2 separate regions of the Homo sapiens genome follow, and region 1 is linked to region 2. Evidence: chromatin loops called from intact Hi-C (ENCODE). Cell type or tissue: CD4-positive, alpha-beta T cell. All regions are shown on one strand. Links, peaks and the distances in the headings refer to the core of each region. The heading gives the core; the rest is flanking DNA. Region 1 overlaps SPATS2L (spermatogenesis associated serine rich 2 like). Region 2 overlaps SPATS2L (spermatogenesis associated serine rich 2 like).

Region 1 (16,124 bases), core at 5,712-8,211, 93 kb after region 2:
GGAGCTTCCCAATCAGAAGCAATCCATAGGTCAGACTGACAATGATACCGGCTTCTGAACAGGGTCCTAAAATTTATATTGAAATTTTGGCTCATGAACTCTGTAACCTTAGTCATGTCACTTAGCCCCTGGAAGCCTCATTTACATCATCTGGCAAAAAGATACAGTTGTAACACTCACCTCGTACAGGTGAGTACATGGCAGGATGGACACTCAGTACATAATAGGTGTCAGTTGAGTTTTCTAAAGTCCAAAGGGATGTTTGTGCACATAAAGAACTTATAGTTAATTGGATTTAAAATGACACTGAATTTAGTATTAGATTTTAAGACAATTTTAACTCTTTAAAACTTACAAATCTCATCATCATTTTTACTAGTTCTTTTTTAGGTTCAATTAAGTTTATCATATTAAATTTTCCTAGAAAAGTAGTCCCATTTGAAACTTAATTACTTAAATTCCCCTCAACATTTTTAATTACATATATAAATTTAATATATCTGATTTGTCTTAAGCACTTCAGATGTCAGACAAGGCAAACTCACAAACCTAACAAGCAAAGTGTTCCTAAGCTTTTAAGCAACTCTTATAAAATTAATAATTCAAGGCTGGGCGCGGTGGCTTACGCCTGTAATCCCAGCACTTTAGGAGGCCGAGGCAGGCAGATCACAAGGTCAGGAGATCGAGACCATCCTGGCTAACACGGTGAAACCCCATCTCTACTAAAGATACAAAAATAAAAAATTAGCCGGGCGTAGTGGTGGGCACCTGTAGTCCCAGCTACTCAGGAGGCTGAGGCAGGAGAATGGTGTGAACCCGGGAGGCAGAGCTTGCAGTGAGCCAAGATTGCACCACTGCACTCCAGCCTAGGCGACAGAGCAAGACTCCATCTCAAAAAAAATAATAATAATAAGATTAATAATTCAAAATTAAAGATACACTAAACAGTTTTTTTTTGTTTTTGTTTTTGTTTTTTACAGAGTCTCACCCTGTCACCCAGGCTGGAGTGCAGTGGCACAATCTCTGCTCACTGCAAGCTCCACCTCCCAGGTTCACACCATTCTCCTGCCTCAGCCTCCTGAGTAGCTGGGATTACAGGCGCCCACCACCACGCCCAGCTAATTTTTTGGGTTTTTAGTAGAGATGGGGTTTCACCATGTTAGCCAGGATGGTCTCAATCTCCTGACCTTGTGATCCGCCCAGCTCAGCCTCCCAAAGTGCTGGGATTATAGGCTTGAGCCACCGCGCCCGGCCTAAACAGTTTTCTTAAAATACTCCAGTTCTGTTCATGAACTTCGTCAAATACACTGACACCTGCCAACTTAAAACCGCAAAAGAAAATCAATTCCATATATTAAATTGAAAATCACAAATCAGATTGCTTAATGTACCAAATTCTCTGTTTAAATAATGAACACGCTCAAATTATCTTGATCATTGCAAAACTTAATCCTAAATTTAACATAAAATATTAACATTCTGGGTTTGACTTGTTTTATTTTCTTTATGCTGATTTCTAAACCTTTCCACTGTGGTAAAGTTACTTGAGTAGTAGAGAAGAATTACCATCTTAAATAGACTGAGGCTCATGAGTTGGAAATTTCAACAAAGACAAGATTACTTTGTCAGATTCAACATCAAACCACAAGTGAATGTGTGAGGCCCTCCCTTATTATTGAATTTAGTTTGCTGTGTTAATGGGGCCCCTAAGACCCTATTTTCCAGCTGGGATTCAGTTTTACAATCCTTGTCTCCTGGGCATTTTAAATTCCTCATCTTTACCCAAAGATGAATTGGATAAATGGCAGTCTGTGCCCCTAACCAGATTTCAGTGAAATCCCTTTACCTTTGATGTGATGTCTTTCTTTTGCCAGAATGAAAGATCAGACCAGATTCTTCATTCTTTTTTATTTTTCTTGTCTGGACCTAGGCCATAATTCAAGTGTCATTTTATGGAAAATAGCTATCGTTATTTTTGTTACACAGTTTTCTAAATTATTTTGTTATTCATTTCAGACCTCCTTTAGTCAGGCATCTAAATAATTGTAAGCAACATTTTAGAATCCTGAAATACAGCAAGCTTTGTTAAATGAAACTAATGTGATCCAGGGTGAAGCTATGGACTATTTAGGTAGTTAAACAATCTCTTTGATTGTGAAATTATTTTATTCTTATGAAATTTGTTGACATCTTCAGTAACAGTAGATTATATACACAACTTGGGATTTTCCCTACTTCTCAAGTATAGCTTACTTCAGTTTCATGTCCTAATGATAAAAATGCTAACAACCAACACAGACACAAATGATCCTCTTGAACCAAAATGGAAAGTCACTAGCACATCATCACTTTCTTAGAGGTCAAGAAAAGACCTCAGGTTTCATGTACTTATTTTTCCTTCTTGAGACATGATAGTCTTTGATGCCAAGACCTGTGGAATTTGGAGCATCTCTGGAGAGCATCCCATTTTAAAAACTTACTCAATCAGTAAACACACGCGCTTCCTTGTGTCCAGGATAAACAGCAAACAGACAAATGTAGAGCCTGCACTCACCAAGCTTTCAGGCTAGCTGAAACTGCTAGATTGGTTGACAGAGTTCACCTAACTTGAGTAATTGGTATGGCAGGTCCTGGTTTTTGAACTAACCTCAGCCCTGGGGAAGCCCATTTGCATGCTTTTGAGGCAGGCAGAACTGAGTTCAAGTCCAACCTCCATCTCTAACTGGCTGTGTGTCCCTGAACCATGTTGTTGACTTCTCAAAGTCTAATATTCCTTAGGCCCTGGCAATGGCTCACACATATAATCTCAGACCTTTTGGAAGACCAAGGCAGGAGGATTGCTTGAGGCCAAGAGTTCGAGACCAAGCCTGGGCAACATAGTAAGACCCCATCTCTAAAAAAATAAAAATAAAAAATAAATTAGCCACGTGTGGTGGCATGTGCCCATAGTTCTAGCTATTCTAGAGGATGAGAGGGGAGAATCACTTGAACTCAGGAGTTTAAGGATGCAGCAAGCCATGATCATGCCATTACAATCCAGCCTATATAACGGAGAGAGACCCTGTATTAAAAATAATAATAACAATAATAATAATAATAATATCCATCTCAAGTAGTTATTGTAAAGATAAAATGAAAAAATACACGTCAGGCACTTAGCACAGAGCCTGATACAATATGTGTGCAAAAAGGGAAGAGTTCTTATTAGTAAATTACCCCAACCCGCTCATATTACAGTCAAAAAATGGAAGTCAGGGGTTCTATTGCATCTCTCAAATGACAAGCCTGTATCAACACTATGTCTTCTCCACAGATAGAAAGAACCATGGAATTTCTCCCCACTAACTACAGAACTGTCTTTACAACCACCATCTTTAATTTGGTTCTCTGTGGTCTCAAGAGTATTTTTCACACTTTACATTTCCTGTAGACATTATAAATCATATTTCCTCAATTATAACAGAAGCTCCTAAATCCCTCATGGCACCTAACCCAGTGCTGAGAAGACTGCAGGTACTTCATAAATATTTGTTAAATGAGTTATTGTAAATAAGTCAGTATCTGTAGACTGTGGGAACGAATATTAGTGAACATTCCTGTAATTGCACAAAAGAGGAAGTATATTCTAGATGAAGAGATCTCACTTTATCAATAATATTTAGAGTTAGCATTTTGAGTATACTATACGAAACACCTCATGTATGTTATTCCATTTATTTCCACAATACCCCTACAACATGTGATCAGTTCCTACACAGATTTTACAGAAGAAGAAACCAAGTGTGTTGTAGTGCTAGGGTCTCAAACTTCCTGTTTATACCCACATAAGCACAGGTGTCAAGTTCACTAGAGATACGGGAAGAAAACATTACTTTGTAAATTCATAGTAACACAAACAAATTATGAAGTAGAATGCAAAATTCACTAGAATTTTTAAGGAATAAAAAGTATTCCAAAGAATCTTTGTGCTTAAAGAGCCACTTCTCCAGCTCCTGGCCCCTGGCCCCCACCTTGGGATTTTAAGTATATTTTCTGCTGAGGGTTATTGTTTTGAGAAGCCTTCAGATTTTCTATGGTTCAGATAATATGAGCAAGCTTCCAATGTGTTTCAAAAGCTTGAAGGAGTTTATAAATCCTATTGAGAAAGTGGATTTCAGCTTACCAGATACTGTTTATACATACATAATATTAATTAAGTCTTGAATGCAGTGATAACCTAAGCTGTACAGAATTGTCTTCCTCTACAGATTTCTGAAAGCATGGTGCTTCCAAAACATACTTATTATTCTATTGTAAATTACAGGATCAGTGAAGCTTAAGATCTGATCTGTTTTTGTTTGTTTGTGTGATTGATGTTTTTGAGGTGAAAATGTTCATCCCTTCAGCCAAAGAATATTGGCTTTAGATCTCAAGTTTTAAGGCTTTTTTCATAATGAAAGCCTTTGAAATGTTAATGAGACTATATGTAAAATGCATTTTAACACTTGCTGATCCAAAGTATTTGTTTCCATGCACATTGGCATGAGGGTAAACTCAGAATTTATTGGTGATCTTGCACCTGCATTCCTATTTTAGGGCCCATTTATATCTATTTCTACAAAATCTTTTGTTTGGTATGAATGCCCAAGTTCTGCTTAATCAAAAAGAACAATGGCCCTTAATTGTCACCAGTCTCACAAATGATCCATGAAGAAAAGTTAGATCTGTTGGACTGTGTCATCACTGAGGGCCTAATGACCCCTTTACTAGCTGCTTTTCAAGTCTGGGCCTTCAGACTTTTTTTATTATTATTATTATCAGTTTGATGAGACAGGGTCTTACATTGTTGTCCAGGCAGGTCTTGAACTCCTGAGTCAAGCAATCCTCCTGCCTCAGCCTCCGAAAGTGCTAAGATAACATGTGTGAGCCACTGCGCCTGGCAACAGAATTAATTTTTTTAATTTTAGTTTGCAAGAAGAACATACCTCATTTCATCTTCCTACTTGAATTGTTTTCTCATGCTGCAGATGTTAGTCCCATCCATATATTGAATTATAATGGCAAACAAATAACATAACCAATCAAAGGTGTGGATCCTAAACAGTCTTAAGTGACCCCTGTAGAAAAGGAACTTCCATCCTTCTTTAGATATTCCCTTTAAGTAATAGATTAATTCATTCATTGAATTCTTCACTCAGCAGGCATATTGCATACCCCTTGTGTACCAAGCAGGCACTAGGTGCCATGGACACAAAGAACTACATAGTGCAGTTCACACCGTAGTCCCGAGAATGACTGGAGATGCTCGCAGGAAACAGATAGGTAACATTAATGTGCCAAATGGGGCAGGGGGAAACCATGGCACACTGGGCACCTGACTCCATCTAAAGAGGGCAGTGGCTTCTTGGCTTCAGCCGTTTGTCACCATGTAGGAAGGTTGACCAACTGTGACCAGAAATTCCAGTACTTTAAGAGATGCCAGAGAGCCAGCTTTCAAATGGAATCTTCTAATTTTTAAATGTGGGCAATTAATTTGTAAACGTAATGTGTGGACCAAACAAGACATATGTACTCTGGCTGAAAATGAGAGTGAGCCACCTTTTTGTGACCTTTGGTCCCACTGGGTGTCCTGAGACATCCTTCAGCAATCTGTTGTCTACATTGAGATGAAACTTCCCTTCACTTTCACCATCCAGACAAGTTTTTCACTAGCTCCTCTGTATTCAGAAAGACTATTAGGCACAGATCTGTCTGCCCAGCCACATGGTATTGTAAATGGGGGCTAGGGGGAGCCCCAGTTAAAGAATCAAAGCATGATTAGCATAGTTTGGCAGATGATAAAGCTGTATGAGTTATAGACTAATTATTTTATTAACATCTCAACATTGATATCAGCATAAAAAGATGATGTCTTAGGGCCAGGTGATGGCTCACACCTGTAATCCCAACACTTTGGGAGGCCGAGGCAGGCAGATCACGAGGTCAGGAGATCAAGACCACCATGGCTAACATGGTGAAACCCCGTCTCTACTAAGTATACAAAAAATTAGCCAGGCATGGTGGCGGGCGCCTGTAGTCCCAGCTACCCAGGAGGCTGACGCAGGAGAATGGTGTGAACCCGGGAGGCGGAGCTTGCAGTGAGCCGAGATCATGCCACGGCACTCCAGCCTGGACGAAAGAGCGAGACTCTGTCTCAAAACAAAAGAAGATAATGCCTTTCAGTCTGTCTAAAGAATGGTTTATGATTTGCAGGGAATCTTAACTCTTGATGGATTCTGTACTTCTTTTTGGGCTTTTGCAGTGACTATCTTTTGATATTTTGAGTAATAAGAACTCTTAAAATCAGAAATCATATTGTTTGGACCTGCACGTATGCTGTGAATCTGGTCTAATAAAGCAGTTGATCCTTGTTCAGCCAAGCATAGAATGTGAGTCCGACATGCATGTCATCTTAGATGAATACCTTTTTTCTTACACCTCAAAATGCTTGTCCTAAAGAAATGAAGGCAATTCATATGAGTCGAATTAGAGAGCCAGAAGTCTATCTATTGAAAGATCCAGCTGCATATTTAAATCTCATCCTGTGTGTCTGTATTGATTGCTACTGAGCGCCATAATCTTTTGGGAAACACGTGTATACACACACAGACACAAACCAACTGATAGGCTACTACATCTATTTGAACCTTTAGTTCATCTGAAGATGTGTGAAAATGTTGGAGCCAGAGTACTCCCCAGTGTCTTCTCTACGTGTGCAGGTGCTAAAAAATTCACACGAATCTAGTTCTAGCTGGCCTCACTCACTCTTGAAATTTTTCCACTGGGGACACTTATAGAAAGACCTAAGACACTCTGGGGTAGAACTTCTGTTTTTTTGCTGAATGGAAACATATCTGCAGAGTATCAAAAGCAGAGACATTTTTGGCTCACAAAAAAACTAATAAAGTTAGATTTTTATGTCAGATTCCAGTAACACAGCTAGTCACCCTAAGTGAGTATGTGTTAAAGTTCAAGAGGGCTGCTGCTGTTAAAGTTGAATAGTGCAGCACATATAGAATGATTTCTGCTTAGTAGACTTCCTGTCTTGGCGGTATCACTCAGAGAGGATTTTAATAAGTGTTGTTTTTCAGAGATCGTTGTTCGGAGTAACAAATTTCAAAAGTCTAAATTCCGTAAGTGAGGTCAGACACCAGTGGAGAAAATGTAGAGTGGGAGTGTACAGTGAATCAGAAGGGACTGTGTTTGGCTTGGGGATTGGTGGAGGAGGACAGGAGGAACTGGGTTGTTGGTAATAGGCACAGAGGGTGAACCCGCCTCCATGACCAACTCAGAAAACACAGTCGTGGTCCAACAAAGCAATCAGTCTGTGGAGTGAGAACTGATTCCAAGAAATTAGGTTATTTAATATGTTTCAATCTCTGGCCCTAATGTATGACTCCTCCTTATTTGGCAGTGGAAATCCTGACTGCTCGTCAGAAGAAAGCAGAAGAACTAAAGAGACTCACTGACCTTGCCAGTCAGATGGCAGAGATGCAGCTGGCCGAACTCAGGGCAGAAATTAAGGTCAGTTCTAAAATATCACAGCCTGAACCCTGAGCCAGAGAGCTGATCCCAATTATGTTTGTTTTGCATCCACAGAGTTCTGCTCTCTGAGGATCTAACATGTACACCCAGCTCTCTTCCACAGGGTGGAAATAGAGAACACAGAAGGGGGAAGACCCACATAATCACTGTGTTTAAGTGTAATGTGCTTTGAAGGAATGTGTTACTCCAAAGGAGAGGTACAAGCTATTTTGTCAGTCAGTAGAGACTGAACCAAATAAAGTAACTTGGCCAGGCCATGAATTATAGCTGGGATGGGGGATATTATTTTCACACACTGTGATTTGTATGTATGCATATAAACACATCCACAGGTATATATACACACACGAAGCATGAACGTAGTGTAATGGTGAAGATTAGAAAGCATGCGGTCTGTGGAGATTTCTTTCCTGTATTATTTTCTAGTTTAGTTGCATTTTTATTAAGAATACTACCCATAAATACGTATTTATTAGATTCCTTCATTGACAAGCAACAGAAACTGACCCTGGCTAACCTCAAGGACAAGTAGAATTTGACAGGATGTGAGTATAGCTCAGCAAAGCAGAGCCCTGTCTGAAGGCTCAGCTCAACAATTAGGTAGGAACTGGGGTGGCTCTGGTGAAATAAGAAGCAATAATCACTAGACACTCTCATGGGACCATCAGCCCTGTACCACCCCACTTGGCTCGGATCCCTAAGAGAGAGGCTCTGATTGGCCTCCACTTGGGTCACGTCCATCATTTGGCCCAGAGAGGGTGTGACATCTTGATCGCCAGACCCACCAAGACTGTGGATCTTTGAAACTGCATCAGGGTACAGTTACCAGAAGGGGAAATAGTTACCAGGAAGGCAAGTATAAGTATTTACAACAAAATAGGAAGAAATTTTAAAATTCCCCTTATCCACTTTTTCACCCAGTATACTACACACACACACACACACACACACACACACACGCCTTCCAGCTTCTTACCCACTTCCAGGAAACTAGAGTGGTTGCAAGACACAGCTGCTGCTAGCTTTGAAAGTAAGATTGCAAATTGGGGCATAAAACTGCTTGGCAATGATTGACAGTGGCAAGTGACTTTTCAACTCCCTCCCTCCTGGTTGGGCATGAAAGCGGGCCCCATGGGGAAGAGGACCTCACCTGAGGGTGCTGAGGGCGTCAGTGGCCTTTCCCTCCTCAGCTTCTCTGCTCTGGCCTTTGTGGCCTCCCACCCAGCCAATTGCAGTGGCCTCCACACTAGTCTCTCTGCCTACACTGTCTCCCTTCAGCCTCGTACTCCACTAAGACCAGACGTAAACTCCCAAAGCAGATCTGGTTTCCCCAGTATATCTCCTTCCCCTCAGAAAGAAATTCACAGCTGGACTTCAATATATGTTCCAACTTCCATCTCTCTCTACAAAAATCCCAGCTTGTTAGAACATCAAGTAAGAAATATAAAATTGCTAGCTTCCTGATCTATTGAAATCACCTCATCTTCCGAGTTTCATTTCTGCCTATCAAAACGCCACCCATCATAAAATAGTTAGTAGCACAGGCTTTGGAGTGAAACAGTCCAGCTGCAAAATTTTCTACTTCTGTGACCTTGGATAAGTTACACATTCTCTTAGACTCGTAGAACCCCAATTCCCCCATCTGTAAAACAGAGGTAATAATACTGACTTCATAATACTGTGATCAGATGAAATGAGATTATCTGCTAAGAATTTGACCAGTGCCTCGTAAGTGTTCAATGATTTTTTCAATGTTCCCTCTTAAATAACTCTTTCCCCATTGCCCTCAGTAGGAAATAATTTCTTCCTCTTTTATATTCCTAAAGCACCAACCACATTCCACCTTGTATTGTAGTTAATGGTATCTGTTTTCCTTGCCATTGCTAAACTCCCTGGTAAACTCAAGAAGGGACTGAGTCGCAGTTATTTCTGTATTTCTCACCATGTCTTCTACACACAGATCTTAATTTTAAATGAATGGAAAAATAATCTCTTTCTCACTTCTTTTCACAGCACTTGAAATTCTGCCATTTAAAATAATATTTTCCAGACACTAAAGGCTTTGTGGACGTCCCGGTTCCCTGTTAAAATAGGAATGGGGGTCTAGGAAGGACGACATGTTTTCTCTTGATGGTTAATACCTTAGAAGGCACTTGGCCAAACTCAGAAGACCCTGCCAGAATGCAATTCAGAAAAGTACTAGGAGGGCGAGGGGTGCTAAAAGGTTAAATAGATGAGTCAGACACACATTTCATGTAGGCCCAAACAAGAGAAACACAGGCCCCTCACATATTCCCCAGGCAGGAAGATGCTCATTCCCTAGCCAGGTCAGCACTAAGACTGAGCGTGGAGCCTCCCAGCAACAGGGCTGGAAAGATCCCCACCAGGTCAGCACTGCAGTGGACACCGGAAGAGCAGAGTGAACGCATCCACGGGGGTGCCTTGGTCATTTCTGTAATCATGGGGTTCCTGCTTTTCATCTCTTTCCTCCAGCACTTTGTCAGCGAGCGTAAATATGACGAGGAGCTCGGGAAAGCTGCCCGGTTTTCCTGTGACATCGAACAGCTGAAGGCCCAAATCATGCTCTGCGGAGAAAGTGAGTTTTGCATATTTGCTGAATAATTCTGTGTGAGTAACCTTGGTGCTATTTGGAGTTGCTATTGGAAATGTCAGGTGTGCAGTCCCCCCAGGGGGCTAACGTGAGGTCTAAAGAGATTTAATGATCTAAGCTCATGACACAAGTCACCAGAAATGTCGAGATTTGAACCTAGAGTCTTCAAATGCCACTGCCCATCAGTAATTCCCCAGGATTTATTAAGTGGAACAGAACAGGTCAACTAGTTGATACCTTTTGCAAACTTTTATTAAGCACTGCCAGTTAAACTGCTTCTCTGATTTCAAACAGCCCTGGTTCTACAGAAACTCGTTAGGCAGAGAGAGTGAGTCTTCCTAACATGTCTGGGAACAATCAGTTATTGTTGTGCAGGGCCCAGCTGTTATGCGAGCCCCTCAGCAGTGCCCTGAGCCTCCACCCTCGGTTCTCTGTGCTGAGTGAGGCTGCAGATAATGAAAGACTTCACTCAGCCATTAGCTTTAGTCTTGTTCCCTATTAAGCCTTAATTAGAGCAGCTAATGTGCAACAAAATTGGCTGCTATATTTTCCCCCTACACCAGCCCACCCACAAGGGGAGGTGGGAATGAGCACTGAAGCGGCTTTAAGGACGGCCACAAGGAGGAAAGGACTAGTCAATGACGTGGAAACCCACAGCCTCGCAGTCAGCTGAAAAATTAAGATTTGGCTGCACTTCCTATTATGATAGAATTAACTATACTGTACTACACTGCATACATATATAGTAACACAATTTGCTTTTATCACTTCACAATCTATGGTAGACATTTTTTCATATCAATATATTTAACCAGTCATTTCTCTAAATATAATAGATGTCACCGGTCTTCTGGTTGCTGCATTTAGATTGCTTGCAGTTTTTCACCATTAAAATAACACTCTGATCACCTGAGGCCAGGAGTTCGAGGCCAGCCTAGCCAATATGGTAAAACCCCCATCTCTACTAAAAGTGCAAAAATTAGCTGGGCGTGGTGGCAGGTGCCTGTAAGCCCAGCTACTTGGGAGGCTGAGGCAGGAGAATCACTTGAACCTGGACCCGGGAGGCAGAGATTGCAGTCAGTGGAGATCGCACCACTGCACTCCAGCCTGGGCGACAGAGCGAGACTCCATCTCAAAAAATTAATTAATTAATTAATTAACACTGCTGCGAGCATCCTTGTCCACACATCCTTGCCAATTATTTGATTTTCTGACTGCATTTTTAAAAATTATTGTTCCCCCCTGTACTCTTCCTTATGAAAGAATCTACCTATTTGCCATTCTCTATCCCCAGCTTTTGCCCCACCTCTAAAAAAGGGAACTGCCCACCCTCTTTTCCACTTCAGCCCTCAATGAGCAAGACAGTGATGCTGAGCGATGCCCTGTCACCACCGATCTCGGGGCGATGGAGAGGTGCCCCTTCACCTCCTTTCCTCCTGAGCACTTCAAGTGCCATCTAGTGGGAGAAATGGTCCCTTACTAAATTCCAGGTGTCCATTCTGAAAGACAGACACCGTAATCATCCAAAGGCCCTTCCTTCTCAGCTTTGTTGAGAGCACATTGAGAACCCACAGGTACTGAACCGGAAATAGTGGTCCCTGATCTGCAGACAATAATGACCCCATGAAACTGAATCTGGTGAGCATAGGAGCCACGGAAATCCCCTGGTCACATTTGGACAGCCCCAGCTTGCTGTCACACCTTCCCAGTACACTGAAGGGACTGGGGATGTGTCCCTGGCCTTTCCATTTCTCCTGTATTGTGATTCTTACTGGTCCCGCCTAGTCCTCTAGCAGAACCCTGGGATTAAATCTGATCCAACAAAGAGAGCAGACAAAGTTGCTTTCAAAAATTGGTGACAGTTTTAAGCCTCAAAGAAAGGTCTAGCTGGCAGTCAGATTCTGGTGAACTGTGAGAGGGAAGTCAGGGCTTTATCCTTGAATTGATTCCCTCCAGTTCTGATTCAGTGTAATCACATAGAAATCATCCCAGCAGAAACCACCACTTTCAAAACCAGGGGGAATGGTCATAATAAACGCTGAGCAGACCTGCCTGAGCCCTGAGCCCTGAGCCCTGAGCTCTGACGGGTGTCCGCCTGATCAGCCTGCCTTGCCTGTAACCTTGGAAGTGGTGCACATCTGCAGTGAGGCTGCAGAAAACGGGGCTGATTAAAGGTGTGATGATGGAGCACTAATGAAATATACAAGATGCCTTAGGGGCTGGCGGGCCTGGCCCTGTGTTTGGGGGATATGCATGACCCAGAGTAACAGAATTCCTAACATCCAACATCACCCCATTCCCAAGCTCTCAGAACATCGTGGATCTGACAGGCCAGAGTGTCCGCATAGCTCCCAATCTTTCTGTGTCTGCAGTACCAGTTGGTCCAGGGAACTGATCAGGGAAGTGAGAACAGGTTTGGTAATGGGGACTCTACGAGGCAGAGTACATTTGCAGACAGGGCCAGAGAGGGAACCTTGAGGTTTCATTATCTCTTTTCCCTTGGTGGTTCTTGACCTAAAGAATAATATTTAAGTTGGTCAGATATGTCTTATTTCCTACAAATGTCTCCCAACTTGGATGATTATGCTGTAATCACAGTTCAGTGATTCCCACAAAAGAAATTTGGTTGTTCTCTTAAGCACCAAGATGCCCTTTCAAATAACATCTTTCAAAAGAAAACTTTTTAATGTTTTTGTGGAGCTCCTGGCCAGTTTCTTCATCTTCTAGCGCTTCCTAATGGGTTACTGAGGCAGCAGTGTTGGAGGTGCAGCTCGTAACACTGAGCACTTTATTATTGCAGTTACACATCCAAAGAACAACTATTCCTCAAGAACTCCCTGCAGCTCCCTGCTGCCTCTGCTGAATGCGCACGCAGCAACCTCTGGGAAACAGAGTAACTTTTCCCGAAAATCATCCACTCACAATAAGCCCTCTGAAGGCAAAGCGGCAAACCCCAAAATGGTGAGCAGTCTCCCCAGCACCGCCGACCCCTCTCACCAGACCATGCCGGCCAACAAGCAGGTAAGCCGACACTGGTGCAGGGTGCCAGAGGAAAAAAAAAAAAAAACCTGTTTCCAGAGGAAGAAAACAGCAACTACTAGATTCTGGGCCTCCTGGGGTCACACTCAGGCTCCCGCCACCTGCCCTCACCCACTCCCCACCCAGCAGCACTGCCCAGCTGGCCTCTTGGGAACTCCCCTGGTCGCTCTCATCCATGCCTGCCAGGTGCTTTCCCATGTGGAGGAAGTGGCCTGCATGCACTCTTGACCACGTGAGCAGAGTCCACCCCAGTGACACAGTTCTTCTCATGGCTAGGACTGCCACCATCCCTGGGGCCCCGAAACCAGCCCACACGTGGAAGGGACCCACAGAGACTCTGGAACAAGACTCGGAACCTACTAAACTACTAATGAGAGGAAATCTGGCATTTGTTTTTTAAGATATTTTAATCCCCATTTATGTTTAGCTGATCAATAAGAGGCTAAAGTTAGTGCAGTCTTCTCTTCTCTTGGGATTTCAGTAAGGAGAATACATTTCAAAATGGCATTCTTCATTCTTATCTATTATGATGTCTAAAGACACAAGTGTCCAAAGAACCATCTTCCTTCTCTCCTTCTGCTTCTCCACTATATCTTTTGGAGGTGATTTCCCCCTTATCCTTAGAGAATTAACAAAAAATTGGGATCTGCCGGATGCAATGGCTCACTCCTATAATCCCAGCACTTTGGGAGGCCAAGGTGGGCAGATCACTTGAGGTCAGGAGTTTGAGACCAGCCTGACCAACATGGTGAAACCCTGTCTCTACTAAAAACACAAAATTTAGCCAGGCATGGTGGCGGGTGCCTGTAATCCCAGTTACTCGGGAGGCTGAGGCAGGAGAATTGCTTGAACCCGGGAGGCGGAGGTTTCAGTGAGCCAAGATCGCACCACTGCCCTTCAGCCTGGGCAACAGAGTGAGACTCCATCTCAAAAAAAAATAAAAATAAAAATAAAGGATCTGATGATATAGAAGTTGGGCATGCTATAAAGATACCTAAGATACCTTTTATCATCTCCAAGAAAAAGTCTTTTCTTTTTTTTTTTTGTAAGACTTTAAAAATGGTGGTTTTCTAACAGGTGTCTTGTTGGGTTTTGCTGTCTCAGCCTTTGAGAATTCTTATTAATGATATTGACAGGTGTTTTCTCAGGCCCTGAAGTCTTCATGAGCTTTAAGATAGCACTTTGACAAGGAGCATGTTATAATCTCATTAGTTAAAGATCATAATCAAATCTGTTTTTACTTGTAGTCTAAATATATCTTCACAGTTTTTGTTCTTTTTTTTTTCTTTTTTTTGGCACAATCTCGGCCCACTGCAGCCTCAACCTCCTGGGCTCAAACAATCCACCAGGCTCAGCCTGCAGGGTAGCTGGGACTACAGGCACGTGCCACCACGCCTGACTAAATTTTTTTGTATAATTTTTGTAGAGATGGGGTTTTGTCATGTTGCTGTCAAATTCCTGGGCTCAAGCGATCCACCTGCTTCAGCCTCCCAAAGTGCTGAGATTACAGGCATGAGCCACCATGCCTGGCCTCTCTGTTCATTATTAAATACCATGCTGATAATTAAGTCTAAAATTTAGTCTAAGAGTTTCCCTTTTTCATAATTTCTTTAAAAACAAAGGAGGCCAGATTAAGTACTATCTATGTAGATACTTCTTCAGTTCTCTGGTTTAGCAGTTTAGGTAATGGCTCATTTAAGTTGAAATCCACTCAAATATCTAAGTCAGAACACTGTAGACCCAGGCAAGAATGGCCCTTGGACCGGGCCCTGTGTTTTCAAGTAACTTCTTGACCCTCCCGCAGCCATGGCCCTCTCTACAGAGTAAGGAATCAGAGAGACCAAGGAGACAGGGCCACTGGAATCTACACTCTTTGTTCTGAAGCATGCTGCCAGTCAGTACTCGAGATCCTGGGTTACTCTTCCCAAGTGGGCCCAAGCCTGCTCACAGGATCTGCCTGGACCACTTTCCTGTATACATCATCTTGAAGATGAACAACACTGCCAGTTTTCACACCCATCCGCTGGAAGGGTGGGAGTGGAGGCGATGCTTAGGTGTGCAGGCTGGAATGTCCACATTTGTGTGTGCAAGGCCCCTTACAATGTGGGATGGAGCCAGAGATAGGAAAAGACAGTATTCAGACATATGGTGTGTGAACCCCAAAAATCTGAGACAGGTCTCAGATAACTTAGAAAGTTTATTTTGCCAAGGTTGAGGACGTGCACCCGTGACACAGCCTCAGAAGGTCTGATGACATGTGCCCAAGGTGGTGGGGCACAGCTTGGTTTTGTACATTTTAGGGAGACATGAGACATCAATCCATTTGTGTAAGGTGAATATCAGTTCAGTCCAGAAAGGTGGGACTACTGGAGGCAAAGGCGGACAACTGGGAGCGAGGAGGGGGCTTCCAGGTCTTAGGCAGATAAAAGACAGATGGTTGTATTCTTTTGAGTTTCTGATTAGCCTCTCCAAATGAGACAGTCAGATATGCATTTATCTCAGTGAGCAGAGGGGTGACTTTGAATAGAATGGGAGCCAGGTTTGCCCTAAGCAGTTCCCAGCTTGACTTTTCCCTTCAGCTTAGTGATTTGGGGGCCCCAAGATTTATTTTCCTTTAACAGATGTATGGACCTACATTTGTACTCTTGCTCTAGGCTCTGAATTATTGGGGGTTGGTCTGCCCTAAACCTATACCATCCAGTCACAGTGCACAAATGAAGAACCTTATATATTTGTAACTCATAAAATTTCATGTTTTCTTAAGAGGTTTGATTTTCAAAAAAGGTTTATGTTTATGTTACAACTTAAGAGTCTTGTCAGGAGATAGTATATAAAGCGGGAATAGCTCCACCATTTCCCAACTGTAGATAGACCTTGGGCAAGTCCCTGAAACTCCTTATCCTCATCTATA
Region 2 (16,124 bases), core at 7,718-10,217:
ACAGAATTGTATTCCTACTACCCAAGTGCTAATATTTTGTGGGTTTACTTATGTTATCTTTTAATGCTCACAAAATCACTGCGAAATACATATTATTACTTCCATTTTCTGCTGAGGAAGGGGAGCATCATCACAACATCACTATGAAATAGATAAATAGATGGCATTATGCCTGTTTACAGCCAAAGATCATGGGGCTCAAGGAGGATGACAGCTGTACCGGCTTGGCTGGGACAGCAATATGACCACTGTGGGGCTGCTGCTGGCTGGTTGCCTACACAGGACTTCTCAGTTGAGGCCATGTTTCAAAGCCTGGTTTTCAGTCTTCAAAGTCTATACATGGGACTCTGTCTGTGAACTCAGAGATGATCAGACTCTACCGTGATATACTCAGGCTAACAAAGTTTTAATATGGATAATGGATTAGCCAGAAACATTATGGCCTTATTCTTAGGGTATTTATTTTTTTCTAAGGATCATGTTCTTCCTTTTTCTTTCTTCTTCACTGTGTCCCCATTCACCTAGCTACTTCAGGGCCCAGCTTAAACCTGACATCCACCTGGAAGCTTTCCTTGACCCTCCTAATTTTTGTTGTTTGCCCTCATCTCACCCCCAACTCAAAGTGGTCTAATAAAACTTTGTGCTTCCCCTAGAATGGCTTGTATTGTATTGTTTTCTGCTCACTTGTCTGGTCACCCTCACTAAAATCAAAGTTCCTCGAGGCCAGGGATTGTATTTCATGTACTGTTCTTTTAGCTAGGACTCAGCACAAGCCTATATACATAGGAGATGCTCAATAAAATTTTCTTGAATGAGTAAGAATGGTAGACCTGTGTTTAAGTCCTGACCCTGCCACTTTCTACTAGTGTGACTTTCATCAAGTTCCTTCTGTCCATACAGCCTCAGTTTCCTCATTTATAAAAAGAGAAATTTTGTTGAGATGCTAAGGAGTTCTTTTCAAACATGAACATATTGGGATTCTAATGCAACTCATTAGCTGTCCCAGCACCATAAATCAACAATCATATCTTGCAAAGTACAAGTTAGGTGGATTGCCTAGACTACTTGAACATGGATTAATTATTTCACCCCATCCACTTACATACATTAACAGTCAACAGATTCATACCTGTTTTGTGCTGATATTTCTGTCCTTGATCCCAAGGGTTTACTTATCATAGAATATCCTCTTCATTTGGACTGACTGGCACACTCAAAAGGAGGCTTTTGAGCCTGAGAAAATAACAAATTCTGCTTATGTTTGCTTTCTTATTCTTGTATCCATCTGTTTTTTACCTAGGGAGAGTTAATGAAATCTTTTGTTATACTAAGAATTTCAAGTGAATATAATTAAATAAACTATCGTATAAAAACAGCAGTATCAAATAAGAAAAAAGTCTGCAAATATTGATGATTATTCATGGACTTGAGTTGGTAATAGGCATAATACCATGACTGTGTGAAATATTTGATATGAAAATAAAAGGAAAATGCAAACTAACATCCCAGCAAAAATGTGCAGTATTAATTGTAAATAATTGCAATAGCTCACATGTGATGTCTGCTTAGCTAACTCCTAACTAATGGAGGAATCCATGTCACACTGCAAGATTGTATTGGAGGCTTACAGATTTTCAAGATGTTGCCTTCTACATTCCTAAAGCTTATTACCATAGAAATCAAAATCTTACCATATCTCAGGTACTTCTTGCTAGTAAATTAAACACATTTAGATGCTTTATTAATATATAGTATGTAATAAACCAAAGTAGTAATTTACTAAGAGTTTCTATAGGTGCAATTAATTTTTCCAAAATTTGCTCAACATTTGCTGGTGACTGTCACTAATCGAAGACTCAAAAATAGACTAAACACTTTTCAGAAATTACTTCTTAACCTTACTGCAAAGTCGTAATATTATTGAAAAGATATACCTGAGAGGATAAAACATCAGTATTCTAAGTAAACTCACTACAAATAAATTTTAGTCTGTATTTCGTTAAACATTTTCTTGCCCTGTACAGAATTTCTTTTATCTTTGGGCAAAAACTGTGTTTAGCTTAGCTTATAGGCTAATTAACATTAAGTTGGGTTTTTTTCCCCCACTCTCTCTTTCTTCATTACTTTCATGCCTTCTTGCTTATTTTGCAATCATGATGATCTCTGACCTGCTTACTCAGCAAAGCCCACTTCCAGGTCAGGGCCATGACCTCGTGTGGACAGAACACAGTCTTCTAGCAACACACCAGGAAACAGCAAAGACAAATGGATTTGTTGTTTCTGTGAACACAAGTTATTCTGTACTCAAATCGTAGTCAGTGAAAATGATCTGATGACTCAAAATCTTGGTACAGAAGCCTAGATGAAAATCTATACTTTTCAAGAAAATAAGAGTATGTCTTTATTTCATATGGAAAATAAATTATGTGGTTTGTTTGCGTGCAGCGTTTGCATTTGATCATAGATTACCTAAATTACTTTCTAAAAAGTAGATTGAAAAAGTTAAGAAAGGAATGCCCATATTTACATATCCCAGTATTGAAAGTGAATTCCAATTTTTATGCTACATATGGAGTAAATGAATGTGTGAATGAAAGTTCAGATCCTAAAAGTTATTGATCATGTTGATGATCAACTGAATCACATTGTAAATTTAGCTGCATTCTTTAAAAATGTTACTTATTTTCAGATTCAGATAAATGGTTCCTAACTGGTAAGTGATAAGAGTTGTAGTTTATAAACAATGTAGTATTTTGTCTCATGGTTCTGATTTTTAAATTACTATACTTAATTTGGTATTCAAAACAGCGTTATAAGAAAGTAAGAAAGTTTTCATTATAAAAAGGTTGAGAAACCTGGTTTTAACTAATCTGCCCTAAGAAAAGAAGTTGATGAATGGCAGGATTTGTAACAGAGCAGAAACAGAAGGGAAATGAGCTTTTTCACTGTAATAGTTCAGTGGGTTGTTTCCGTGGAGCAGGAATCCCGAACTTCTCAGGGAGGCAGAGGTGTGAGAATCCAAAAACCCAAAAGAAGATGCATACTTGGTGAAGTTAAAAGGAAGAAGAAAAAAATTCAGTGTCCAGGAGAGTTCCTCACATGTGGTGGACAATACATAGTTTAGTTGACTCAATGAACTTAGACCATTCAGTCATATTGGGCATTGGTATAATTTAGTTCTGCTATAATGTACAAAAATGACACAGAGGTAGTAAGAGTGATGAGAGACTTAAGCTCTTTCGGCATCTGCTTGAAGTCTTATTCATGTTTAAATGAAAATGGGGTCTCAGATACTAATTTGCCTCACTGCCATTTTCTCTCTAGAGAAGTAAAGTAAATGAAGGAAACTGCTATTTTGGACCTAATTTTAACCAAGAAAAGATTGGTTGGTAAAATAGAAGTAGAAGGAATCTTTATCAATTTATTTGATAAATACATGTTGAGTGTCTGCTGTGGGCCAGCACTTGGGGGATTGTGACCACAATGTTTAAGCTTTTGTGCTAACTAAGGAGCAGATGGTGGATATAGCAGACATGTATTACAGACTTCAGGGGGAAATCCCAAATATTTCAGAGAAGAAGAAGATATAGTTCTATAGCCGGAGACTCTGAAAGAGAAGATGACTGAAGAGATGAGAAGCCCATCTCTACATTCAAATTAGGGCTCTTTCTAGGTACTCCTAAAGCTCCTCAAACAGTCTTGGCACATAGCTGATACCCAGTAAGTTTTACATATACATATATAAAATATATGTGTATATGTATAAAATGAAAGAATCAACAATGAAATCTTGATAATATAATCATGATTATGTTTCCAAATTACCAAAGATAATGTACACATTCTGTCTTACACATACACATGTACTCCAAGTCTAACAGTCCATAACTGTTTGAATGATTAGAATTAGAGATTTGATAGTTCTAAAAAAAAAAAAAAAGAAGAGAGTTATGGCTGCAAAGGGCATGTTCAAATTAACTCATAAAAGAACATTCATTTATTTTATTTATTTATTTATTTTTTGAGACAGAGACTCGCTTTGTCACCCAGGCTGGAGTGCAGTGGTGCGATCTCAGCCCACTGCAGCCTCTGCCTCCCAGATTCAGGCAATTCTCCTGCCTCAGCCTCCTGGATAGCTAGGATTACAGGTTTGCACCACCATGCCCGACAAATTTTTGTATTTTTAGTAGAAACAGGGTTTCATCATGTTGGCCAAGCTGGTCTTGAACTCCTGACCTTAAGTGATCCGCCCACCTTGGCCTCCCAAAGTGCTGGGATTACGGGCATGAGCCACCGTGAGGCAGGGGCCATAAAAGACCATTTAAAAAGAATGCAGGGAGAGGCCAATAACCAAGAACAAATATCAAAGAGAGAGACAGAATCCCATCAGAAAAGTGTCAGGAAGCCTGGAATCCAGGGTGAGCTGGATAGTAAGTATAATAATACTTAATAAGTATTAAGTACTGGATAATAAGTATAAATTAAGTATAATATATAAAAAAATCCTAAAAACAACCAAAGACATAAAAAGCTGGTAAGAAACAATCCTACAGAAAATAATGGTGACAGAATAATCCAGATATGGAAGACTGGAATCCTAGTGATGTCGAGTTTTGTGCATTTTTTAATAATGATGTAGTTATTTCTGTCAAGACTGCGATATTATTTTTATCTTTTTTATTATACAGATTTGTTTTAGTTTCGTAAAGAAAAAAAATAAGAAAGAGACAAGATCTCTGATGAGAGAAAAACAAAGTACTATTGCTCCCTTCTTATTCTTGCCTTTTAATCAAGGATACTGATTTCTCACCTGTAAGGGTAAAACAAAATGTGAGTAAGAAGGAACTGAGGTCCCCAGCAGTGTAGTGCTAGGCCCTTAGTGCCTCGTCATGGACTGGGGCCACCTGGCCGGGATTGCATCACATGCCTTGCTCACCTGTGACTGTTGCTGCAGTCAGTCATCTGTGAGAATGGCAAAGAATGGAGAAAGCCCCCAGAAGCTTGGTGATTGACAAAAAGAGAAAACATAAAAGCTCAGCAAAATTCTGGAATTTATTCTGAAAACAGAAAACACTCAGAAAAGCAAGTGATAATCATTAGGCTCCAAGAAGTCAAGCAGGACTAAGTGATTTTCCTGTTCAATAGAATAAATGGAATGCAAAGTGAAGAGAATGTAATAGATATGGTGTATATGAATTTCATCAACGCAGTTTTCACAATATCTCGGGGTTTCATTATGGATTTAATGGAGAAATAAGAACTGAATAACAGAATAGTTTCAATGGATTCACAACTAGGTTTGCATAACAAACCCAGAGAGTGCCAAAGAATGGGTCAGTGTAATTGCGGAGGGTAACCAGTATAGACTCTGTTCTATTCCAGATCTCTCTTTATCAGTGACATGAATGGTGATGATTTTGATGAAACAATAGAAATAACTGACATTTATTGAACTCTTATGTGTCAAAAACTGTTCTATTATTCTATATATATTAGTTTATTTAATCTTCACAATTCTGTGTAGTTGATATTGATAACCTTTTATCTCCACTTTATGAATGAGTAAACTGCAACACAGAGAGTTTAATTTCCTCAAGGTCACACAGTTCCTAAGTGGCAGAGCTGAGATTCAAGCCCAGACTGTGTACTTAATGGCATAAGTGACATAAATGATATCCTTCAATTTGTGAATGACCAAAGTGAAATGGACAGCTAAAGTGGAAAGTTACAGATTTGCTACCCGAAAGAACCTTAATAGGCTTGAGAAATCAGCCAGATTAGTACGACAAAATTAATTTGAGCCAAATGTAAACACATGCACTTAAGGTTCAAAAAGAAAAATCAACTGCCAAAGTAAAGATTGGGGAAATGGGACTCAGGTCATATGAGGAAATCTTGGGGGTTTTAATTGATTGTCGGCTCATTATGATCAGTGTATACCGTGATGTGATTATCAAGAAAATGCAATCTTAGGCTGCATTTAAAAATGAATAAAACCACTGAGTATATACATGTATATATGTATCTCAGGGTGGGAAGAATAAAGTTCTCAAGTTCTGACAAGACAAAATGTCTTATCCACAAATTAATTTAGGAATGTATTATATAAAGTTCTTTCCAACTCTGACATCCTTTGATTCTATGAACAAGTCTGTACTAGGATAGAGGAAAGCATACGTAAGATGAATCTGAGAATTTTGGAAGAGTGACCAGGTTTAAGGAGTGTCTGAAGGCAGAGCTAGCACATTCATGGAAGGCAGTTGCCTCCGTCTTAGCTAAGGGTTTAGTCACAAGTAGACTTGTACAGAAAAAGCTCTTTTAGGATGCATGGATCCCCATTGTAGAATATGTTTGAGCAAGGTCTGGATGGCTATTTAATGAGGATATTGACTGCGGGATTAACTTACAGCTCAGGAGTATGTATCTCAGGGTGAGAAGACTCCAGACTATGTCAAATGAGGAATAAGTGCACTCTCAAGAATAAAGTTCTCAAGATCTGCCAAGACAAAATGTCTTATCTACAAATTAATTTGGGAATGGATAAATTCCCTTATACATAGAGTCCCAGGACTCCAGAAGAGTAAACAGTTACTGGATGTTGAGTTCAGTGTTGAAGCTTCACCAACTTGCAGATTGTGGGTACATTAGGACCAGGAGATGCTTCTCATGAAGGTTGGGTTGAGTTACAAACCAACCCAAACATGCAAAATCTGTTAGAAGATATTTGTGTCATCGAACAGCTTCTTTAGATTTTGCTTTGAACGGTAAGTCATACCGTGTTTTCTAACAAAGCCGTAGATTTGAGGCATTTCTGGCCCTGCCTGCAGGAAGAAAGGCTCTTTCCATCACCATCTCAGACTCCCAGGCATAAAAACCCAAAGGAAATAATTGACTTCTGAGAGTGTGCCTTGTAGGTATCAGCTGGACTTGACTTGGCTTCAATTTTTGCTTCAAGCTTTCAGACAACACATGACTAAGACAGAATGAGACCACTCTAGTTGCCTCATGGGAAACTCGGGAAAAGACTGCAAAAACAACATTGTTTCTCCCTTTGGAATTCTGGAGTTATAAGGCAGAGGTCCCCCATCTTCCCGAACTGTAAGTGAATTCCCTCTCCATTATCCTCATTCAATGGCCAGCCAGCTTCTGCTTGAACAGATTCTGTGACAGGAGTCTCACTACCTCCCAGGACAGCTTCACCTGCCCTTTAATGACACCAAATGTAACAGGAATAAAGGGAAAGGAACATAAGGAGATAGTAAGTTAAGGAATGGATAAGAAAGAATGTGGCCCAGGAAAGGGTATTCCATGGTGGTTTGTCCTCACTGGGAAGTGGGGAGCAAAATTTAACGCACTGAGAAAATGTTGTTCCTCCCATTGATAATTTTCCTTCCCCCTTTGGCATTTTTGCCAAGCCAGCTTTACATCTACGATTCTAATTTTTGTGAATACTAAGATGTTGCAACTGGAATGAACCCTCTAAATAATTTTTAAGCTACATATTCCCTTAATTTGTATTGAACCAAAACAATGGCACCAGACTAGTGGAATGAGGACCAGCTTCGGAGTTAGTTTGAGAGGTTTCAGTCCCAGCCTTGCTGTTGACTAGCTCTGGGACCTGGGCCTTAACATATAAGCCTTAGTTCCCTCATCTCTAAAATGGAGATAATAATACCTACATGCAGATACATTGTGAGGTCTCAGTGAAATAGAATCATCCAGTGTGGTGCCTAAAGAGGGTTTTGTTTGGTTTGTTCACTGCTGTATCCCCAGCACCTAGGATGGTACCTGGCACAGAGCAGGTGCCCACTAAGTGCTAAAATGAATACTGAATGAATGAATGACTGTGGTCAGTAAATGATAGCTATTGCTAAAGGCATGGCAGAGCTGTCAGACACAAGAAGTGTTTGTAAAGCAAGAGGCTGATTATTCAGAGGCTTGAAGGATAATGCTTTGTCATAAGCTAAATTAATTTTTCCCCACCATACAGCATGGCTTTAGGATTCTTCAAAAACTAACTACGTTGGTCTGATGGTAGTGGGTTACCAGAACTTATTAACATTAGTGTCACTAAAGTTGGCATATAATCCCCCTGTGCTAAATTTGACTGCCTTAACAAAAAAAAAAAAAAAAAAAAAAGAACAAAACTGACTAATACTGTGACCATTAGAGTCTTTCCTCCATCCTTACCCTATGTTCTGTATGAAACATCTAGAGGGGTCGCATTCTGTCTAGTCAAGTATCATTCGAAAGCTTGGAACAAAAAATGAAACCAAGACTTAAAGACTGGCTGGTAGCCATTCAGAAATAGATACAAATGTAGATTAAGTTTTGAAGACATTTTTCTTTTCTAATACCTCCTCGCATTTTTAAGAGAAGCATTTAGTAAAACAAACAAGAGTGTCTTTTCAGTGTCTGGTTATCTCTTTTTCCAGACTGAGTTTGGTAAATTATGTAATATTTGGTGTTAGTCATCTCACAGGATGTAAAATCAGGTAAAAATAAAACCAAAAGGAATCTTAAATATAATTTATGAGTTACTTTCCTAGAGGTAAGTGTAACTCGCCTATATAATTTTATTTTTTTGGAGTCCTTTAATATTTGTTAGATTAAAGCATATATTTTTACAAAACTGAAAGTACTGAAAGTCAGCTTGCACCAATTTGAAGTTATTTTAAAAGATCCTGTTTTCAATTCAGTATTTCAAGAATAATAGAGAAAATGCATAAGGTCTAGATTCAGAACCATGTAACCAAAAATGACAGTGGGGTGGGAGGGAGAATTGGGCTGGGATAGGATGAGAAGGAACTTTCCCATTTACTAAAAGAAAAATGAAACAAGGATATTACCTCTAGCTGCATTACGAACAGAACAAATGTAAACCACACCATATAGACACCTTCTCAAATACTGCCTTCTGATGTCATCTCATTGCTTACTGCCTGCTAATCTTATCTCCCTGCAGGAGCCAATCTTAAATTTATACTGCATCATAATTAACTAAATACATTGCATCTAGCAGAGACAAATCGTGGCCTCCCAGTAAATATTTATTAACTGACTTTTGTGTGCTAAGCAGGTAGGTTTTATTTCTGGCTTTACACATTAGTCACTGTTTCTGCAAGCGAAGTTTCACTTTCGCTCTTCCTCATACCTGCAGTGCCATTCCGATCATTGCCAGTATTGCCTCAAAGTAGTGCAAAAGAGCACTCCCTCTCTGAAGCCCTCTTTGATTAAGCTCACCTAAACTAAAGCCATCTCATCCCTCCAGAAGCCACTTTATGTACATGGTTGTAGTCATTTCAGAATGATTTGTTGACCATTTTGTTACATTCTTATTTCTCTTGGTTTTGATCCCCCTGTGCATGGCAATATACACCCCCACCAAGAATAGGCATTGGGTCTCAGTTGTCACAGGGACACACACACACAGGCACCCTCTACATGTAGTGTCTGGCCCAGGAGGAGCACACTCAAAGGACATGTTCCACAGTTAGATAATGAAATTGTTAGCATTAGTAAGATAAAACAGACATTCCTAATTATTTGTCTCTACGAATCGGCCAAGAATGGGTATAAATGGAACCAAAGCTGTGAGAGATGGACCTATTTCACCAAACAAGTAATCAAAACCTAATATATTTACACCTCAAAATTGGTGTTAGGTAGATTGAATAACTATGAAAGTCTTCCAAAGGGAAATAATATATGGTATTATATTTAGCTGAGAGGCCTGTGCATTATTTGAGCCACTGTACTAAAAAAGTTTTGTTTCATTCAATCTTTAGAAAAATGATTTGGAAGAGATTAAACTATGTATTGCTAATGCTTGTACACCATTGGAAGCATCTGGTACTTTCTGAACTTCCCCCAGTGTGAGTTGAGCCATAGGGCAGGCTAGAGCTCCGTGCAAAGTAGAGAGGATGTGTGTCTGCACTCCATCCTTTTATGCTACAAACTAAGAGTGTGGCCAAGGCAGGCCATGAGGTGGTTTATGAAGCGTCCGTAAAGTGCATGTAGGTGCCAACAGCAATGAAAATCCCTCTCTGTGCTGGAGTTACGTGGGTATATAGGAGTGAGGCTAATGGTTAAATGTGTTTAGCATTGGGTGAAAATGAATTTTTTTTTCATACTCCATAGAAAAGGTTAACTTCAGTCTTTCTTTTTTGGACAAAAGTGTAGGCTTTGATCGAGAGGAACTAGAGAGCTATAGTCTAGTGACTTTATCCTGGGTATAAGGCTCTACAGTAAGAAGAAATAAAATCAGTAAAAGATGGTAGGCAAGTTACCAGGTTAAAGAGGGGATACATGAGGCCCAATAAGGATGATATAGAAGGTTTGGGTGCTTATGATTAGACCTTGACTCTGATAATGGCTAAAAGATATTGCAAGGTTGGAGGTATGCTGGGAGGAAGAGCAGAGTGGATTGGAAGGTGTGTGAAATGATGTGGCTAGAACAATATTGGACAATGCTGGGTTTTCTGTTTTTTGAGATAGGGTCTTACTCTGTCATCCAGGCTGGAGTGCCAGTGGCATGATCACAGCTCACTGCAGCCTCCACCTCCCGGGCTCAAGTGATCCTCCCACTTCAGCTTCCCTAGTAGCTGGGACTACAGGCACATGCAACCACACCTGGCTAATTTTAGTACTTTTAGTAGAGACAGGGTTTCACCGTGTTGCCCAGGCTGCTCTCGAACTCCTGGACTCGAAGGATCCTCCCACCTCAGCCTCCCAAAGTGCTGGGATTACAGGCATGAGTGACTGTGCCCAGCCTGACAGTGCTGGTTTTAAAAGGGTGGCATTTAAAGTGATAACTTAGTATGAGGGGTTAAAAACTGGAGAAAAAATTATTAAAAATTCATTGCAAGCAAGACAGGAAGAATAAAATGAGAGGACATTTATTCCTTTCTTTCCATGTGTCTTCATTGAACACTTAGCTTGTCAAAGGCATTGTATTTGGAACTTTGGAAGAGAGAAAGGCAAAGTGGAATTTATCAGAAGCAGTCTTTTTAAAAGGAAGGAATTCTTTTTGTAACGTATTAAATCTGTTAAAGTCATGTATATTTGAAGCACTTTAAAACTATTTATTAATTTCCCATTACAGCATATTTCAGGTGACAAATTTCTATTTTGTATTACAGCTGGAAATGGAAAGTTCACTAAGATAGTAAATATGACCCCCTAGAATCCTGAGCATATAATAAATGATCAAAATGAGTTTTTATTATCTGTGACTGCATTAGAATAAACTAAAGGGAATTAAAATCATATGAATTCTTTCTTTTATTCATGTTGATACAATTACCTGAAATCATGTATGGAAAGAGGTTTAGTAATTTTTAGATTGTTCCCTTATTAGCTCCAAGGCTTTATTTGAACTTTGCTCTTTCTATGTTATGACTGTTTGTTGTCCTTTGAAGACAAGTACCTTAAGCTGTGAATTTGGTCACGAAAGCACTGAGCACATCTGATAGCTACAAGGCAGGAAATCGTGACCTGACATTGGTTTCCGATCCATTCTATGCAGAAGTGGTATTGTAGTAATGGATTTGCTTCTGCCAGTGCAGCTGTTTTAAAAGCATGGAACACAAATGACCCTGTGGACACAGACAGAGCCCTGAGAGTTCGTATTTCCTTAGCAGGGCTGCAGTCAGGCCCCTAGCTTCGGGCCGCCACCCTCTCCTCTCTGGAGTCACCCCACCTCTCCCATCAGGTGACAGTATGAGTTGGAAAAGGGACGGGTGTAGCCACACCAGGACAACTTGTGGTCAGAAGGTCAGGTTTCAAGGGCCGGCTCCGTTACTGGCTGGATGCATGTTGGTAACCTCATAATCCTTAGATTCTCACCTGTAAAATGAGGACAGTGGGAAAGCTACCACATGAGCTATGAGAGCATCTATTTATATTCTTTTATAGCACTTTTATAGCACTTGCTGTGTGCCAGGCACTGTTGTAATCACTTTACAAACATGAACTCATTTCATCCTTCTTACCACGCTATGCCGTAGTTACTATTATTATCCCTATTTTACTGATGAGGAAACACGGCCTAGATCAAAGTACTTGCCCAAATCCCAAAACTAGTAAGAGGTAGAGCTGGGATTCAATCTTGGTGAATCGTAATTGCTTGTTTTCGGTCATAAGAACATAAGGAAGAATCTGTATTGCAGAAAATAGGCAGTGTTTACTCTGCGAGATTACTTAAGGGCCCAAGATCCTGTGCTTGGTGACAGAGGCACAGGGCTGGTGGTAGCAGCTTTCTAGGCCAACTGCTTGTGTGTGGTCAGCTAGATGGGCTCTGATGGTGGGGCCTGATCTGAGAGGGAAGTGAGCCTTTCTAAGAACATGTAGAATGTATGTGTTAGATTTCTAAAACTCAAACCAGTGAACAGGTAACATATATAGGACTAATGTGTGTGTAGATGGAGCAGGTCTGACAGGTAAGAAAACCCTCTCCACTCTGCCCCAAATGTACTCTATCACATGCTTCTCACCCTGGCTTTTTGCCGTTAAACTGAATAAAGATCAGGCAAGAACTTCACTTCCTTGTGTGAGCACATGCCCCTTAATAAAATGTATACCCCTAGACATGGTTTTTACATTTTCCATTTAATGCAAAATTAGCTAACAGATGTTTTCAATTAGGTGTAGAACCAGGAACTGGTTTCAGGGTGCAGTGTAAGAATGTGTACTAATTGATTGATATGCCTGTCCTGGTGTCGCCTGGAAGATAAGAAGCCCTTAGCAGACAATCATGCCCAGAAACTGACCTTTGGAATGATGACTACAGTCCCAGCCTATACCTTCTCAGCCTCAGGGGCAGTGAGTGTAAAGGTTGCAAGTTCAGTCTTAGAGCTATACCTTCCCTAAGATAAGAAGGATGAAGAGCTGGCATTCACTAACAGGACCCTGAAGGCAAAAACACTGGGCAGTTTCACAAAAAGGGAACAAGTAGTCTCTCTGAAGGTGAGTCTTTCTGTTGCTCAGGTGACCAAGGCCACCAACCCCCTGCTGATTACTCAGCCACGCCCAAGATCCTGCTACTACCCTGGTTTCTGGCTCCACATTCGTCACTATTGAGATGACTTACTGGTCACAGTAAAAGCAAGTTGATAAAGGTGGCCAGTGGGGGAACAGAGCTTATGTGCCTCCTGAGAAAGCCAGTCGCTGGAAACTGGACTGAGAGCCCTGATTTGGAGCACGAGGAAACCTTAAAAAGTGAGTTGAGGTTGCATTTGCTGGGAAGCCATAGGAAGAACAGTAATGGGGTGGGAAAGGGGGCTGGCTGCCTGGGGGTACTCTCCAACTGGAAGTCCAAGCCCTGCCTTCACTCCCCAGTATTTCTTTCCCACCAAGTGCCAGTGCGTTTAAGGCAGTACATCATATACTGTTTTTGTTCCGCCAGTGCCAGTGACATTTCAAGGAACTAGGAAGAAAACTGACTTTCTCTGCCACTTTGAGAAAATTATTAAATGTTTACTAGGAGTGTTCTGACTCAATGAACTAGGATACTGTGAGTTTGTTGGAACAGAGATTTTTGAAACCAGAATGTGCTGTGAAGAGATGATGGGTTCCTTTTCCACATTTTTATTCCATGACAACCGAGCCAGCTTCCCAGAGTTAGCTATAAACACAGAGCTTTTGTTTGCCAGGTTTAGTTAGGGGTTCTTTTTGCTGGTTCAGAGTTATATTGCAGAACCACAATCCATGTTTTCTTTGGACGTGAATATGCAGTGTTGTCCTTATAAAGATCCCATTAAAAGTTTAAAAAGCATACAGCCCCATCCCCAGCCCCGCTAACAGCAAGCGTGCCTCTAATACCTTTGCGCCTGACTCTCTGGGATGGGACTTTTGAGCTGGACAGACCACAGCCCCAGTGTTGCTGTGCCCAAAACCTTGAGCCAGCTGAATTCCAACTCTAATTCTTCCAGTTCTTAATCTCATTTCCTTCCCCACTTCCTTGCCTGGCGTTCTCCTTTGTTTTTGTGTACATATCTGTCTTCATCATTGATCTTTAAGCTCCTTTGGGGCCAAGAGCTCTGGAGCCAGGAGATATAAGTTCGAATCTTAGCTCAACCAGGTACTGAATAACTTTGTGACTTAGTGAGTAGCTTACCTCTCTGTGCTCATGTTTATTTTTCTATAAAATGGTGATAACGAAAATAGAAGTACACACTGCTTAGGGCAATTCTGAGAACAAAAGGAGTTAATACATGGAACGTGCTTAGAGCATTGCTGGGTATACGGTAAGAGTTCAGTAAGTGTAGCTTTAACCACTGCCAGCATTCCCCACAGACCCTGGTGCATTGTCGGTGTTTAATGAATGTTTGTCAAATTATAAGAAAAAACATTGCCCTTTCTGTAGGAATTGCCCATAGCTAAAGAGATGGGGGAAGGAAAGGAAGAAAGGGAACACATATTTCTTTTTCAACATTGGGGAGTTTGTGGTAAAGTACTTGGGGCTCTGGAGTATAAAGAACTATGTTTGATCTTTTGTCCAAACCCCTCTGGGATTTGGGATTTGCCAGCGGGTGGTGGGGGGGATGGGGGAGGAAAGCAGTGTGATCTGCAGGGAGAGAACCAATTACAGTATGCTTGGAGAGGGTGACATTTATTCTGCTGAACCTCTTCTCTGCTTCACATAACGTTGGCCACTTCACCTTTCCTGAGATGTCTCTGAGGATGGGCATATTTTAAAGACTTGAGCTTACATCATCGCATCTTGAAAGAACCGAGTATAATTGAGTTGCTGATACAAGTGGGTACTTGCACCAGGTCCGGGTCACCCACATCTCTATGGAAACACATGTTTGCTTTAAAGCCCAGCAATCAGAAGCAGATCCTTATAGGAGCCAGCATTGGGTCACTTTTAGAAAAAGGCATTTATTTATATTCTCAAGCCAGCAGAGACCTATGAAATGAAATAATTTCAAATTAAATAGAAAAACCATGCCGTAGGTGAATGCTAATAAAGCCTGCCGTGCGTCCTCCTCCCCCTGTGCTTGCACTGCCTCAGATCCGCTGCATTTATTTTAGCTGTCCTTTGCTCTTTTGTGCCCATTTGCATTCTGCTGCTGTGAGGAGGTGGTTTGGCACTTTATGCAAAAATGGTTAATCTTCATTCATAAGCATTTGCCAGTACTAAAATGGAAAATTCAAAGCTGGGACTGCCATAAAGTGTGTTTTGTGTTCTGCTCTGCCGTGTACGTGCAGCATATACAACAGTGTGCGCCACGCAGATGACTCTGCCTGCCATACAAGCACTCAGCACTCGGGGCTGTTGAGTGAAGAGGTTCTCCCATGAAGGTCTCAAACTTGCATGAGCACATCTTGCCCTAGATCTGCTCAAGTGATATTCTAAGTGATTGGAAGCTTTTATCTGCCTCTGAAAGCAGGCCTTTTCAAATAAGTATTGACTGTTAATGACCTGTTTAAATAAAACATTCAATTTTCTTTCTTCCCCCCACAAAGAACTTAGTAGGCAGTGACATTTCTAAACCAAAGGCTAACCCTGCTTTTCAAAAGAGGCCAAGCCAGAGCTTTTAAATGTGAAATTTTTTTCTGACATTTGCCCTTAAAATGCTTTTCAGTGAAGTTGTTCTAACAGTGGGTTGAGTACATTGAAATGTCTTTGAATGAAAATGCAACCTTGAGTTTTTTTCTCCAAATTAAACAAAAAATGCCAATCTAAGTATATTCATATGAAATTCATATTTCAGTCACCACCCTGTTTCATTGTTTATGTTTCTCAGTCCTAATAATTAAAGCGACTTTCCTCTAAGGAACAAGAACTTTTATTAAACTATGGAAATTAAACCACAGAAACAAAGAGCAAAAACACTTGAAATATAAGAGACCTGAGTCATTACCATGCCAGATAAGGAGTAGCAAAGGATGGAGGGAAAAGGAGGAGGGGACAAAACGGAAGAGAAATTAGGCAATTTAACAGTTAGGCCACAGAAAACATACCTAGTACTAAGTTTAGACCAAATCTCAGTTTTGAAGAAGGAGCATTTGTTTCCCTCTTCAGCTGGCATGCAAGTGCCCCTGATTGTGCTTAGGGCCCTGGATGGTTAGTCTCTGGTTTAAAAGTGACCTGTACAGAGAAATAGCCTACTACTGTA

What was found. Peaks named below come from ENCODE experiments on the same cell type or tissue, not always from the same donor. Only the 100,000 strongest peaks of a DNase experiment are listed, where the experiment ranks them.
Region 1: a loop joins it to region 2, with 2.5 times the contacts of the local background. A loop is called at or near these places in 9 of 110 quality-filtered maps.

Annotation. Positions count from the first base shown.
Region 1 is chr2:200,459,858-200,475,981 of GRCh38, forward strand. SPATS2L (spermatogenesis associated serine rich 2 like) reads left to right here. Exons shown (of 13, transcript NM_001100423.2): 10 at 7,433-7,542; 11 at 10,057-10,159; 12 at 12,975-13,195. All of the region lies in intron 2 of LOC101927741 (a long non-coding RNA gene), which reads right to left. Among named protein-coding and RNA genes, the nearest start is that of KCTD18, 42 kb to the right of the region's middle. RefSeq lists enhancers at 11,746-11,925, 13,241-13,390. In CD4-positive, alpha-beta T cell, for the core only: no CTCF peak of the experiment used is centred there; a DNase peak (open chromatin) is centred at 7,224; H3K4me3 peaks cover 1,040 bases; H3K27ac peaks cover 1,977 bases.
Region 2 is chr2:200,365,154-200,381,277 of GRCh38, forward strand. All of the region lies in intron 2 of SPATS2L (spermatogenesis associated serine rich 2 like), which reads left to right. It also overlaps the pseudogene RNY4P34. Among named protein-coding and RNA genes, the nearest start is that of SPATS2L, 67 kb to the left of the region's middle. RefSeq lists enhancers at 8,975-9,024, 13,498-14,024. In CD4-positive, alpha-beta T cell, for the core only: no CTCF peak of the experiment used is centred there; a DNase peak (open chromatin) is centred at 9,158; H3K4me3 peaks cover 1,335 bases; H3K27ac peaks cover 1,361 bases.